2 separate regions of the Homo sapiens genome follow, and region 2 is linked to region 1. The links are chromatin loops, found by intact Hi-C in ENCODE. Cell type or tissue: dorsolateral prefrontal cortex. All regions are shown on one strand.

Region 1 (8,000 bases):
AAATGAACACTTGAAGTATGTGGCTACTCTCTTAATAGGCATAATGCAAAACTTCTATTTTTTTATTGAATCATCTACTTTTTTTCTATATTGACTGGATCTCCAATAGTGTGTAAAACCTACAGAAAAATAAACAGGTGAATTAGAGTAACCATCAGGTTTAACTAAGATGCTAAAATTAAAATGTTTTTCTGGGAAGATATGAAGTTAAAAATACGCTACATATTTTTAAAGTACCCATAGCCTACTGAGCACTGCACTTGAAGAATGCTTAATATCATGAAGTTGCCAAATGATACAAACAAAAGTAATGTTTGAGAAGGATGGGAATAAAATGGCAGGAAGAAGGGGAGGACAGGGTCAGAAAAGAAGCAGACAGAAAAGGACAGATTGGATTATATGCCTCTAGAGCAGTGATTCCCAGCTGTCTGACTTTGGACCACTACTAGCCTATGAACATTCACTAGCCTGCTGCTAAAAGAAATAAAAGTTTGGAGAAGGAAAACCTTTTTCTCTACTTTCTTAAGTTCAGTACCTGGAGGCCTGTGAATTAAACTTACAAAAGACAAGTTAATAGGAGAAAAAGAACACAGTTTGTATTAATATTTACACCCATGAGAGTTCACATACAAAAAGATAAAATGCAAACAAGTGATTAGACTTGGGGGCTTATACACCATTTTAACAAAGGAAAGGAGCGTGAGCATCAAGTGACATTAAGTTGTGGAGAAGTGACTAGGAAACATGGGGAGGAACTAATGGAAGATAAGATTTTAGTAAGATCTGTTTATGTAAACTCACCTTAATGTTAACTCTGGTCTTTCATGTTAAGAGCTGCTATTCTTTCTCTTGGGTAAGAGAGAACCTTCTTCAAAGGGAAATTTATGTACAGCTTTTTAGGCAGAAAAGGAGAGGACAGTAAACTCTTCCTGCATTTCTTGATTCTTAATTGGCTTCAGCTCACAATAATCCTTATGCCAAAGTGGCATATTTGAGGGTGAGATATTCTGATCTCCTTCAGAATATAATACTCTGTTTTAAAAAATGATGATACATACTTTCAGTTAACTTAGCTGTCTTTTAGTCTCAGAGTTTGTTTTCTACATTTTCAGCTTTTAAAAAAACTTTCTGTCATGGAAACGTGTTTGTAATCAGTGGTATTCTTTTTCTCTAATGTCTCTACTAGGCAAGGTAAAACCCTGGTGACTTTAATACATTCCTTTGATTGATTTTATTTTATTTTATTTTTTGTTTCAATAGTCCATGATTTCTCAAACAGTTGGTGCAATAGTTTAAATGTTTGTCCTCTCCCTAACACACGTTAAAATTTAATTGCCATTGTCACAGTATTAAGAGGAAGGACCTTTAAGAAGTGATTAGGCCATGGTGGTTCTTCCCTCATGAATAGATCAATGCTATTATCGTGGAAGTGGGCTTGTTATTGCAGGAGTAGGTTCCTTACAAAAGGATGAGTTCAGCCTCCTTTTGCCTCTTTCTCTCCCTCATTCTCTTTTTGCCCTTCTTTCATGGGATGATGCAGCAAGAAGGCCCTTGCCAGATGCCAGCAACTTGATATTGAACTTCTCATCCTCCAGAATGGTGAGCCAATAAATTCCTGTTCATTATGAATTACTCAGCCTGTGGTATTCTAACAGCACAAAATGGATGAAGGCACCTGGAAACAGTGTTCTAAGGCAGTGCCTCCAGAGGAAATATTAATAATAGCCATCTTTATTGAGTCCTTGCTATGCTTCAGACAATATGCAGAGAGTTCCGTGTATTCTCTTTAACATTAATACTGATCCTAACAGATAGACAGTGTTGTCCTGATTTAATAAATGAAGAAAGCAACTTAACAGAAGTTAAGTTGCTTGCCCATGGTGACATAACCATAGGATGACCTTATCATCTACCATTTAAACTGTACACATTTTAAAGTGAAAGACGGCAATATTAACAATTACACCAGGATAACAGATACAGCAAGGTCTTTCCAGGACAACATAGACCATAGAGTCATCCTACAGAACTACTGTATAAGCCAGAATTTAAATCAGATTGCATCTAAAGCCCATAATGCTCTTCCCATGTTTTAAGCTGCCTCTGGAAGTTTCTGTATTTAAATAAAAAAATAAAGAGATCTATTTTGAAGAAACTGAATTCATAGAACTTTATGATACCAAGATACACAAAATAATAATTCAGTCAACAATCCAAGATGATTTGTACCACAGGACGTCTACCACCAATGGTGGTTTTATGAGTGGTGTAAGGATGAAAAGGAGATAATGTGTGTGGGACACGGGCTTGTATCAGAGCTATGTGTTAATGCCTGCTCTTAAGAGAGGAATTCATTTTCCATATGCAGAAGTTAAATGAGTGTAATGGTTTTGTGAGATTCTGACTTCATCTAATGGTGCAGCCAGGACAAAGATAGGGAGAGATTCCCTGGTGGTGAGTTACAGCAGCCAGCAACACAACCCCAGAAATGGGTCTGAGACTAAAAGAGTCTAGCACTATCAAAAAGAAATAGAAAGTCTGGCAATTATTTGCCTTGAATAGGAGCCCTAATATATACTGTAGTTAATAGTGTGTTCTTAACTTTCCCTCTGTTATCTGTGAAAAATGCAGGCAAAAACTGTGTGTCCCAAATAGATCAAGATGATTGTTGGGAACAGAGCTTAATTCCACTAAATCAAAATGATGCCTCATCACTTCCATCTCCCCAATGTTGTAATGAATGAGTGCCATTAAACTTTGAGGTCTACTCCCAATTCTCCCACCTGCACTGTGACCTATAACTTTTTAATTTTGAGAGAAAGGCTCTTCCCTTGCCAGAAAGTGCTTTCTGTTTGTGAAAGAGTATGTAAAACAGCACCAGGTGAAGAATGACTTTTTCACCCAGTCTTGAAACCATCACAAAGAGACAAATTTTGCTGCTTTTGCTTCGTGTGTGAATTTTTTTTTTTCTACACAGCTCTATTCATTGCCTAAAACAATGGGGCCAGTGTTGGCCAGCAAAGAATAGTGCTATTCATGCGCCCTGTACCCTGCACAGTGCCTACACTTGTTAGTCTTGGCTGCCCTGTGAGGCTGGCTGCTGGCAAGAAAGTCGGGTCTATGTTGTTGGATGGTGTAGCAGATCAGAGAACGAACACTGGCAGCCAGATTCCCAGATAACCTCAGCTCCTCTAGAAAACTCTTGTTGACATAAGCCTGTGCTTTGAGGGGTGTCTTGGAATTCCAAGAACTTGGGCCAGGTGTGAGGCCAGGTGGTTGTGGTCCCATTCCAGCCATTCCCATCCTCCTGCTACAACCAAAGCAATTTCGTTAGGGGTCAAATGCCTGGTTTAGGAATCAGACACCTGACTTGAATTCTGGCTCCAGGGCTGACTGGCAATAGGACCATAAGCAAGTCTCTTAACTTCTCTGAATCTCTATTCCATCATCTATAGAGAGGGCATATCAATGCCACCTACCTCATGGGGTATCGTGAAATTCAATGACATAGTATTATGCTATGATTTACATGGAATAAATGTTAGCTATTATTGTCATTAATAAGAGACTGATGTAGTGATTACTGTCACTAATGAAAGATTGGTTTAGGGCATCCTCTCTCGGTAGAAAATTAACCACTGTGAAATCATGGGCAACATCATTGAAGTGATGAGTGACTGGAGGGAGGGGAGAAAGAGGACAAGCCTCAGAACCAGGCTGTGCTTGTAGTGCCAAAGTAAAATGTTTTACACAGGGAAGAAAGTGTACACTGGCAGAGGCCACTCTGTTTGTCTCAAGGATTGAACAGAAGACTAATTTGCTTTCATGTGGCTTATTCCAAAGGACAGTTCCATAAATGTATGCTAGAGATGGTCTCATCAGCCTCTTCTCTAGCTCTCCAACCTAGAGTGAGTGCAGCAGAAAACCTGGACCCTATCCTTAATGTGTGTGTGTGTGTGTGTGTGTGTGTGTGTGTGTGTGTGTGTTTTAAGTGAGAAAGTCTCATAGCTCCTGTTTGATTTCTGTGGGGAAGCAAACTGCCAAATTCAGGCAACCTGTGGAAAACTTGCAGAGGCTCTGGTAGATTCTGGGATCGTCAAGGGCAGGATGCCTGCCTACCGTTCTCTAGAATCACCCCAGTGCAGAGCCTGGCAGACTGCTGGAATTGAAATGTGTTATCAAGATTAGTGCTGCAAAGGAACTGCAATTCCAAATCAAATAAAGTCTAAGAGGGATGTAGGGCTGGAAAGAGACCATCTTTCAAGTTCTTTCCAACCCAAGATGTTGTGATTTTTGAAGCTTTCCTTGCAATAGATGTTGTTTAACTACCTTGTGTCTTCTGTGAAGTTGCCACCATGAAAGCTGGACATGTTTGGCACCCACTTCCCTTGGCACAGTTTATATACTTGTACACTTGTTATAGTATCAGCGCTCTAGATTCTGTTAATGCATGACAGGAAGCATAAAGAGTACTAATCACAAGGGCAATTTTCCAGGTTGTATGTACTATAGAGAAAAGATCATATATACTTGGTAATTATCTTTTCTCCATAGCACATATAACCTGGAAAATATATACTTGGTAATTTAAAATGTATACTTGGTAATTTTAGACATTTTAACCATTACTTCTATGAACAGCAGACTTCACTTGTTATAATCACATAATTAGAAGACATTATTGCAGTTCATAAATGAAATTAATTATAATTTTAATTAAATTTTCAAAGGACAATCTAATAAAAGTAGGATTGATTAGAAAATTATCAATGAATTTACAGATTCATTTAAGACATTTATCTCTGTCACTTTTAAATTTCATTGAAATCTGTTAAAAGTGATGGTAGGTATGCCCACAGTAAGATTTCAATAGTCACCATATTGTTTCAAGAGGTAAACAATACCTAAGATGTGTCTTGGTATCTTTCACTGAGTAGTGAATTTTATCAGTCAACTCCTTTGAACATTGTCTTGAAATAAATTGACAGAAAAATATGACCTGTCCAGCGTTCATTTTGAAATCAAAGTCTTGTCTATTTGGCCAGTTACATTTTTCTTGAAAATGGATTTGGATTTCAGATCAAATGTGTGGCTGAGATAAATTTATTGATGGCCTATTTGAGGGTCATTCATGAAACTGATATAGAGCAATTCTAAGTCCTAGCAGAAGCTGAAAAATGTGTGCAACATTTGTGTCTAAAATAAAAGCTTTGGGGCAGGAAGAAGACCTAGTACACATGCTGGATCTGTTGCTTACAAAATGTGGTTAATATTATTTACATTAGACCCACTTTAGTGGTAGCAGCAAAACCTGCGTAGTTTTCATAGTGTTTGATAATTTTCATTTCACAAATGGAAATGACATCATCAAGAAGGAGGGCCTGTAAATCATGCATTCATTCATTCACTCATTCATTTATTCCACGAATACAAAGCTAGACCCTCTATGCAGGATTTGGTTATAAAAGTTATGAAATAGAGTGATACAGTCAGCAGATCCATTCAACTCTACCCTCAAAGTAAATCCAGGATGCAACCCCTTCTTCTCACCACCTCTGCACTTGCTATTCCAGTCTACAGTGTTTTATCTGCCTAAACAATTGCATTAGCTTGCTAGTTTGCCACTCTGCTTCCACTCTTGTTACAACATAGCAACCGGAGATAGTCTTTTTTTTTTCCTTTTGAGACAGAGGTTTGCTCTGTCGTGCAGGCTGGAGTGCAGTGGCAGAGATAGTCTTTTGAAATGTAAGCAAGATCATTTAAACCTTTCAGTGGCATCAAACCTCACTCATAATAATATCCCAGAGTCTTTCCAGAGGCTGGAAAGTCCTTGTGTCATGCTGCCTGGCCCCGTCTCTGAGCCAACTGCCCACTCTGCTCTCATTCCCTCCTTCCCAAACCCAGTGCATACTTCACTGAAGGTGTCTGTGTCCTTCTCCAAAGATACAACCAAGGCTTGCTCACTTATCCCACTCAGGTTTCCAGTCAAGTCATCAGAACTGAGAGGCCTTCCTGGCCCACCTTTTCTCATTTAGGCCCTCTTCCTTACATAGTTCTCCTTCCTCTCACCACTTTTTTTTCCAGAGCATTTATCATCACTTATATGTATTATTCACACTGTATATTTGTTTATTTTCTGTCTTCCCTGTCTAGAATGTAAGCTTTGGGAGAGCAGTGGCTTTGTGTATTTTATGTATTGCTGTATCCTTAGGGCTCAATAAATATTTGTTAATAAATGAAGGAATCATCCTGCTCTGATCCTTTTAATTTTACCTGGAAAGAAAGAAAGGCAACAAATAATTCCAATAAAGCATGGTAAGAGTTATCATAGGAGAAGCAAAGAGTCATGGGAACAGTAAGAAGAACTAATTGGTTTTCTGGAGGAGGTACTGTTTCAGTTGAGACCTGAGGGGTGAAGTAAGCCCAGGAAGAGAGTTCCAGGAAGGAGCAACAACACCTTCCTCTTTCCCTCCCTTCCCCACCTCCTTCCCTCCCTTCCTCCCTCCTCCATCCCTCTTTTTCTCCCTTCCTTCCTTTTTTTTTGTTCCTCTTTCTTTCTCTCTATTTATTTTATTTAGTTGTAGTCATATCTTCTTGTTCTTGTCATTTTAATTCTTGAGGATGTGATGTGTGCTTCTGGGAATAATTTGGATTGGATAATTTGAACAAGTTCACCTAGGCAAGGTAGGAAAAGTATTTATAAACATGTTAAATATACAGCTGAGTCCTTAATGAAATAAGGAGAGTAAGAGAATCCTCAACCCAAATTAGAAGTACTAAACAAGTGTGACATTGCTGTTATCCTGGGGTGGGGAGGAGCTGAAAATGAGTGCCCAACCCAGGATTATGCAACACAGGAAGACATAATCCATGATGAATGACAGTTATCCGATACAAAAAATAAACAAAAGGATTAGAACCCAAAGAGTTTCAAGTAATAGATTATTAGAGGGATATTATAAAATAATATGTTAAAAATGATTAAAGAAAAAAATTAACAAGTCAGAAAAGCATAAGACATATGAGTAAGAAATAGGAAGCTTTGAAAATAACAATTAAATTTCTAAAATTGAAAAATATAAACATGGAAGGGAAAAGCACAATGGATAGTTTAACCAGATATTCAACATTCAAACAGTTGAATAAAGATTTTCCTAAAGGGTAGCAGAGAGCAATTAAATATTTAAAAGTGGTTAATACACATTGAGGGGAGAAAGAGTGTTTTAATGAGAGTGCCTGAAGGAAAGAATAGAAGAGGAGGAAATATGTGAAGAGATAAGACCTAGAGTTCTCCAGATTTTTTTGTTTGATGGGGTGGGGGTCAGGGGCAGGGTGGACAGTGTCTTACTCTGTTGCCCAGGCTGGAGTGCAGTGTTGCAATCTTGGCTCTCTGTAACCTGTGCCTTCCAGGCTCAAGCGATCCTCCTGCCTCATCCCCTGGAGTAGCTGCGATTACCAGCACCCACCACCATGCCTGGCTATTTTTTGTATTTTTAGTAGAAACAGGGTTTCACCATGTTGGCCAAGCTGGTCTCAAACTCCTGACCTCAAGTGATCCACCCGCCTCAGCCTCCGGAAGTGCTGGGATTATGTGAGCCCCTGCACCTGGCCAAATCCTCCAGATTTGATGAAACACATGAAACGTCAGGATTTGGAGGCCCAAGTGAGATAAGACAACACACAGATACATCTTATGGAAATACCAGAGACCAATATAAAATCTTAAGAGGAAGAAGAAAGAAAGAAAAGACAACCTGTAACAGAACAACCACACTAACTGTAACCTTCTCAGTAATGACAGAAAAAACCAGAAGACAACAGAATAATATCTTCAAAGGGGTAGGGGAAATAACTGTAAACCTATATTTTTATACCCAACCACACTATCATTCATAAATAAGAGTGAAATAAAGAGATTTAGCAGATAAAGGCTGAGTGCTTACCACTATCAGAGCCATGTTGGGAGCAGAAAATAAGGTATATCCATGTGCAATCATAAT
Region 2 (8,000 bases), 340 kb after region 1:
GGAATTTTCTGGTGAAAATAATAATGACACTGATCCAGAAAGTCAGCTGAAAAGCAGGATACAGGCTGGTAATATTGCAAAATTGCACATGGGAGGACCTGAGCTCTGGGCCCCAGAGAGTGCTGTGGCTCAGGAGGTAGGACCACATGGGAGACCACACCCTAGAGGAAGATGGGATCTGGACATGGGACTGGCTGTGACCGTAGGGTACATTCTGGTTCTGGGGAAAGACCCAGTCCCTAAAAGATGCATCTTCCCTCTACCACTGGACTAATAAGGATCATTCTCCAGCTAAGAGAAAACAATCTGATCGGTTCAGCTAACCTGATTTAGACAAGGATTATTCTCAGAGAAGCACATGATGTTAAGGGAAGTGCAAGAAATAAGAGAAAGAGAAGCCAAGTTGGAGAGCTCCTCAGAGGACATGGCAGAGGCAAACAAGATACAGAGAACAGATAGATTGGGAGAATCACCAAGGAAATCTGATGCTTATTTCAAGACTGAGGTTAAATGTAAAATATGGCCAGAAGGACCTTGTCATAGCAAGATGATGCCTCTCTTCTACCATAATAGTTTCCAAGCTTTGTAACCTGGGCTAGGAGCCACATATTCTTAAAACCATGGTATGTGCTACATCCTTCCACCAGAAATTGATGTGCCAAACAATTTCTCCTTGAGGAGCGATGAGGTCATTAGGTTTCTCATTATAGTAATTAGCATAAAACTGAGAAAATCATCAAGATAATTCAGGGTTTTCTTTAAGCACTTTTGGCTACTAGCTAGATACAACAAACAAAAATAATTTTAGGTAGAAATTTCTGAGTATTTGTCTTATGTCTTCATTGTTACTTGACATAACATATACACACAAAATAAAGGTAACTGGAAAGTAAGATTCAGATTATAAAATCTTGACCAGGCACAGTGGCTCATGCCTGTAATCCCAGCACTTTGGGAGGCCAAAACAGGAGAATCACTTGAGCCTATGAGTTCAAGACCAGCCTGGGCAATATAGTGAGATCTCATCTCTACAAAAAAAAATTTTTTTTAATTAGCCAGGCGTGATGGTGTGTGCCTATAGTTCCAGCTACTCAAGAGGCTGAGGTGGGAGGATCGCTTGAGCCAGGAGGCAGAGGTTGCAGCAAGCCAGGATCACACCACAGCACTCCAGCCTGGGCAAGAGAGAGAAAGATTCTGTCTCAAATAAAGAAAGGAAAGAAAAGAAAATCTAGGGTTTTTCTCTCTCTTCCTCCCATAAACCATGTTCATTAAAATAGCATTTTCTTATTAATGATTTTTAAATTTTGTTTGGCTGTAAAGTATTCTCCATTTTTGTGTGTGCCACCCTGAGAGAATGACACAATGACCTCAAGAACTATCTCAACTTCCTCAAAACTATGTTAATTTTTCTGCATTTCAGGTATTTTTCTTCCATCTATTTAGCACTTTAGTAGAGGGAGTTCATGGTTTCAGCAGGGAAGGTCGGAGAATCAAATGGATGGCTTCGGAGTGTGATCACACAAGATCATCAGTCATAATATCAAGGACCTATTATAGCTGACTCACAGAATTAAATTATTAGGAAGCCAGATCTTTGATACGTTATCCTTTCCACAGCAAGCTTAGCACTCCTTTTATTGATTCTTTCAACAAATAGTTATTGAGCATCTTCCATGTGTAAAACCTCTGCTTGGCACTTTGGGATGGGGAGTGAGCGAGGGGGGCGCAGAAGATCAAAACAAATAAGACACAGAGCCTGACACTTAAACGTTTACAATCTAGTAAGGGAAATAAGTCCAGCACATAAATATAATGAATAAAAAATGAGAGAGAGAGATAGATAGATAGAGAGAGAGATAGAGAGAGAGAGAGAGAGAGAGAGAGAATGGCTGTGGCATTTATGGAAAGGAAAGATGGCCTTCTGTAAAGCTGGGGTTGAGAATCAAATCTGTATTCTCTTCAAATATATAGATTTGAGCTCAACCTTAATATGTGGTTGCAACTTTGGTAAGCAGAGTTAGGAAGAGAAGAGAATTAATTTTATAAAGAAAATCCAACATTTTAAAAATAGCCTTATATGAGGAAAGGCAGGATCATGTCCAGCATTACAGAAAGTTTAAACTCAGAAGTCTCTTATTAACTCTCCACCACTTTGAAAACCACAGCTCTCTTAACACACCCAAAACTGTTATCTTGTGCATTAGTTGTGAGACTATCCACTTATTGGTTCCATCTGGGTATCTAAAATGAAATCAGAAGGCTCTAGACAGACTCTCTTCAGTTCTCTTCTGATTAGTGTTCCCCTGGGCTTTTCTTCCCAAAATAAAGTTAAGTGCATTTAAGTTTCTAGGATCTTCTTTACATCCTTTTGAAAATGCAGAGTAAATATTATGTTGGCTTCTTTCTGCAGTCAATTAATGTATCTTTCTTGCCAATGTCATAAATATAACTTTTTTCAGTTGATGCTTTTCTTATTGCATACATATGCTATTGATAATTACTTGTTTTTGAGTTCTTAACCATTTGTGCATGGAAATACATCTGAGGTTTAAATGTTAAGACTATTACATTACTAAATGCCTTATTTTATAAGTGAATAGGCCATCACAAGCCCTATTCCATGCATTAAAATTGTACTCACCAAAGGAATCCATCTACCATACTGAAATCCTAAAACAATCAGGCATTCTTGTAGGAAAGTTAATACAACAGCCTCTGTGCCTTCTCTGTAATCAATTTCCTACAGCTTCTGTATGATGGCAGCTTAGGAAATTTTCTGGTTTTACTTTCTATGTTTAGATAAAATAATGATGACTCAATTAAAGATGCCCAATCTTAAAAATGAATTGGAAGGAGGTCCTGTTTGGGCCTAGAATAAATGACTATGGCAGTCTTCTATGGAACTATGAGGGGCAAAGAGAGTAGGGAGGGGCAGAACAGGCAATGGGATGAATCACTGCACAGACATAAGGTTCCCCATATTAAAACACGCATGCTTGTCTCTGTCTCTTGTTATTGCAATGAAAGGCGGACTGTTTGTCTTGGTATATAGGTCAATCATGCATTCTCTACTAGATTCCCCTCCATGGAAAGTGGAGAATACAGTTGGTTTAAGTGTGAACATTGCTTTTTTAAAAAGGGCACTTGAGATTTCGAGCTTAATGAGCTGTTTCCTATAAATCTGGGGTTATGTTTGCAAGCATCTCCTCAGCTTCTTCTGTTGAGGTCCGTCAGCCCACAGAGCACTTGACTGGACAGCGGGATGGACAGTTTTCATCTGCCATCACCCCGGAATGAGTGGTCCAGTTGCCATGCACACCTGCTTGCCTTATAAAATGTGCTACAGTTACAGCTAAAACAAATTGCCCATAATAAAAATAACAATAATGATAATAGTAATAATAATTAACTTCTGCTCCATTCCAGGATCCCAACCTCTCACACCTTTAATGAGCCAATGTGCTCATTTCTTAAACCTAAATTGTATCAGGATATTTTTAGAAGTATGTTGCCTAACAGGTTTTAGTTGGGAGGCATTTTGCCTGTTTATTTGGCCTCATCTTTGTAACATTAGTACTCAGCTTAATGAATTAAGAGAAGCCAATGGATGAAGCCACAGGAAATAAACTCAAACCTCTTTAATTTAGATTTATTAGGAGATCTGAATGACCTTTCTTGAAATCTTAATTATAAAATACTAACTATATTATTTTTAGCTGTAATAAATTATTGCCAAATAAAGATCTTCTGACAATAAATACATATTTGTATTACACATAATTTTCCCATTAAGTTATTCAAATATAAGAATGATCCTAGAAGATTGTTACGTTATTATTCTTAAATAGGCTCAAGCCTGTGGTCAAACTAGTTGCCAGTGTTCATTTCCTTAGTGAACACTCAGGAAGGCATTTCCGTGAAGTACTTAATTACACGTGCTTGCTTGCCTTACTCTTAAAAAGAACGTCAGAATTATTTTGACCCAGCACCGTCCAACAGAAGTAGCCATATATGTCATTTTAAATTTTCCAATATCCACAATGGAAAATAAAAGAAACCAGTAAAATGGATTTTAATGATATGTTTTATCTAACCAACATTTTCAAAATATTGTTATTTCAATATATAATCTGTGTGAAAATTATTGAGATAGTTATGACTTTTTTGCTGTACTATGGCTTCAAAATGCAGTTTGCATTTGTCACTTACAGCACCTCTTAGTTTGGACCAGGCTCACATCAAGTGCTCAGGAGTCACTTGTAGCTAGCAGCTACTGAATGGGACAACACAGTTCAAAATAATTACAGTACTTATCATAGCTTTTCCTTCCAACTACTTATATATGTATTCCTAGCTTTGAACTTAAACTTCCGGAATTACTGTCCAACGAAACAAAACAGAGCCAAACTAAAAAAAAGGAAAACAAGGGAAGAAAGAAGATGTCTCTGGTCCAAATTTCTTAACGTGGCTTACAAAGAGTTTCAAGGCCTGGCCTCTGCCACCCTCTACAGCCTCATCGACACTCCTGCCAAACAGAAATTCTTCTCCTTCTCCAAATGCCCTGTGCTCCTGCCTCAGTCTTCGCTGTGTGAAAGACTATTTCCACTTCTGCCTTCCTGCTGGCTCCTCATTCTTCCAGTCTCAGCCTAGACACTCTTTCAGAACTGCCTGGACTCTGTATGTCGCTGAACCCGCCAATGGCCGCAGCATTTATACATTTTAGGGCTGCATGATTTTGGCTTTTTAAACCTTTCAAGTCTTCCTTTCTAGACTTCAAACTGCACAATGTCAAGAACCACATCATTTTTTAAAATTATTGCTTTCCAGTCCTTAGCACATTGCTTGACTCATTAAGAGTGCTTGCTAAATTTTGTTCAATGAATAATGAATGAACTGACAGGAGAGAAAAAATATGAACACTGAAACTCAAGACAATCGTCTCCTCTCCTATCCCCAGCCTCTCATTAGGTGATTGAGAAGTTGATTCCTGTGTCATGTGAGACACGATCTGGGGGTCCCAGCATCTCCTGATATATACCAGTTACCTGAACTGCTTGATGTAAACTGTATTCTGCTGATGGATAACCCTGCTTGATTCTGCAGCCTCCTAGTCATACACTGGTTAAGTGATTAATTCATTCTAGAGATAGACAAAAGGACATCTAAATTCAATGGATTATTAAACTCCTTGGGATTCTTTAGAAGGAAAGGGTTTATATCTATTCAACCCACTTTGCTTCCCGGAGATTTTTAAAATGTAATGCAATAAAAAGCAACACATCAAATTTGGGTTTTAGTTTTTTGTGGTTGAAGGCCCCCACTTTCTAGTCCCATGCCTATCTCATATCCACCAAAATTCTTCCCATTCTCCACTGCGTTAATCAAATCACTAAGTTTGCGATTTCCCCAAAGCATCCTATGCTTTTTATGTCTTTGCTCCTTGATTTTCCTCCTCCTAGAAGGATTTTCCTCAATACCATCTGTCAAATCCTTCATCCTCATTCAGTGCCAGCCAAAGACCACATCTGCTAAGAAATGTTTCTCTCATTTCCCAATTAAAGCTACTTTTTCCTCTTCCAAACTTCCCATTGTGCTTTATGCCACTAAGAGGCCAAAATCCCATTCTGATTTGTGTTATGTACTTGTCTCACTTTGTTATTTCCCTTGCCAGACTTTAAGTCCCTGGCAATGGCCATGATGTTTGCATTGTTGCATATCCTCATCCCACCTAGCATGATGTCTTACCCAGAATAGTTGCTCAACAAATATTTGCGGAAGAAAAAGATGCATCAAATTTCTCTTAAATCCAGAAAATAGAACTACATATTATTATAAAAGTCTTTGACAAGATTTTTCCAGCAGTCACCAGTGGCTAATCCTAAACCTAAACCTTAGGTCGAAAACAGCTTACAAAGTATCTGGCCATAATCCCAGTATACACAGACAGTTGTGTTTTCCAAAAGATGGATCTTTTCTTTTCATTCTTAACTGCTTTAATGTGCTCCGTAATAAAGATGTGGTTGTTTAAGCTCTGCATCTCAGTACTGCATGCTCTTGGATCAGATACAAAGCCCCTTTAGAACTCAGTTTTCTCATTTGTCAAATTAAAGGGTTGAACTAACTGATTTCTACTGTCCCTTTCAGATTATAAAAACCAATAATTTTTTTTGAGCACTCCTTTTTGGCCTAGGTTAAAATAGGATGGGTGGAGATAACTCAGTATTTCAGTAAAAATGCAATAACCAGAGAGGATAAAAAATAATGAGCATCCATATTCGCCATCAGTTTCAGGCATTCACAGACGCAAGCAGCAATCTCACTCATGAAATGTAGGCGTAAACGGTGTTCCTCTTTGGTATATATAGGCAAAGTTTTTACTTTAAACTATATGAGTACAATGCCAAGAATTTGAAGGTGGAAGAGATTCTGGGTTGGTTATCTTACACTATTCCTCTCAAGAGATGGTTTCCCAATGCATTAGGAGAATTCTTCCTTAATGCATCTCTCCATCATGGTATCTTCGTGAAAAGTCAGAGAGTAGAAAGAATGATAATGTACACAATAGGGCATTGCCAAAAGTTTAGAACCAAAATTTAAGTTTTGATTTATTTTCACAGTTATTTGGAGGGTGGGGGTAGAGGAGAAGTGCTGTACGGTCGCTGTTGGTTTTTTTAAACAAACCTAATCTGAATGCCCCTTGTTTGTGGCTGCATATTGTTTAATATTCACTATACACCTTCTGCAAACAATATGCAAGACAGGGCCCTTGCTCTTTTGGAACTCAGAGAGAATTCAGGGAGGAAAGGAGGAGATAGAATCTACATTATGTAAATAAAATAATCTCTAATGAAAACATTTTCCTTGAGGTGTGAACAAATGTATTAACTCCCAATTTTGTGATACAGCAATCAATTGCTTTCCAGCCCTAAAACCTACTGTTATAACAGCCTTAGAAAGACTTCTGGATTTGGGATTTAAGAATTTCTCTGCCCTTTCCTATACTTCACAGGACGGATTGCAAGCTCTTTCCCTAAGCCCCCTTCACAAGCAGCCCTGAATCAACAGTATGGGAGTCCAGGCATAAGACAGGCCCTTATTCTGCCCACTGAATTCACTTTTTTTTTTTTTTTTTTATCAGCAGGGATAACAAGAGTCTTTTTTCCTTCTTTCTCAACTCAGTCCCTGCTGGTCAAATATTGCTGATGTGTGGACCTTGTCAAAGCCTTTGGGAATTATCATTATTATCAGTCATGATGTTAATGGGCTGTCATCATTGGCTGAAGTTCTTATTCTAGATGCTTTGTTTACTCAGCTAACAAAAAGGCAGCTTGGAATTAAAAAAGGAAACGTGCCAAGCAATTAATCCATAACTTGGTTGGAATGCTTTGGGGACTTTCTAACATTTCTTTTATTGAATTTTTGTTTAAGTGCAGTATCCTTTTTTCCTCTGAAATTTCATTCTGGAGTTTTTTATTACATGCCATTTCTGCAGGAGGCACATTGAGCCATTGGGACCTTCTGGGTAAATATCACGTGTTTTAAAATATTTATCAATAATGAGGCTGCTTGCTCACACATTCCCTGAAAATGCCAGGCTATGAAGCCAATTCATTGCACAGGTTTTAAAAAGATATCAAAATGCTCATGCCATAAATATTTTTGTTACACGACACTTTTCAACTGCATACCAAGACAACAACCACAAAAATAATAATAATAATCCTTCAGTTAGAAGGATGAAAAAACAGCTAAACCTATAGACTATAAATACAGAAATTTTTTAAATGTTAGCAGTATAATAGACAGTGTGGAAATCTCTCTATGGAGAGATAGTTGAAGTCATTTATTAAGCATATATCCTAGTTACACTTCATAATTTTCTTAAGAGAGTACCAGTTCTATCCTTTGGTTGATTGATTGCCAAAACATATGAATCTGTCCTTAACTGATTGCACAAAAAAAAACTCACTGTATAATTTTTCCAGAGAACATTACCTTGG

Evidence for each region. Peaks named below come from ENCODE experiments on the same cell type or tissue, not always from the same donor. Only the 100,000 strongest peaks of a DNase experiment are listed, where the experiment ranks them.
Region 2: a loop joins it to region 1, with 3 times the contacts of the local background. A loop is called at or near these places in 3 of 110 quality-filtered maps.

The regions. Positions count from the first base shown.
Region 1 is chr18:56,040,746-56,048,745 of GRCh38, forward strand. All of the region lies in intron 6 of LINC03069 (long intergenic non-protein coding RNA 3069), which reads right to left. It overlaps LINC01905 (long intergenic non-protein coding RNA 1905), which reads left to right and starts at 1,533. Exons shown (of 3, transcript NR_146511.1): 1 at 1,533-1,599. In dorsolateral prefrontal cortex, no CTCF peak of the experiment used is centred here; a DNase peak (open chromatin) is centred at 3,086; H3K4me3 peaks cover 653 bases; H3K27ac peaks cover 3,906 bases.
Region 2 is chr18:56,384,867-56,392,866 of GRCh38, forward strand. No RefSeq gene overlaps it. Among named protein-coding and RNA genes, the nearest start is that of LINC03069, 200 kb to the left of the region's middle. In dorsolateral prefrontal cortex, a CTCF peak has its summit at 4,517; a DNase peak (open chromatin) is centred at 4,552; H3K27ac peaks cover 1,045 bases.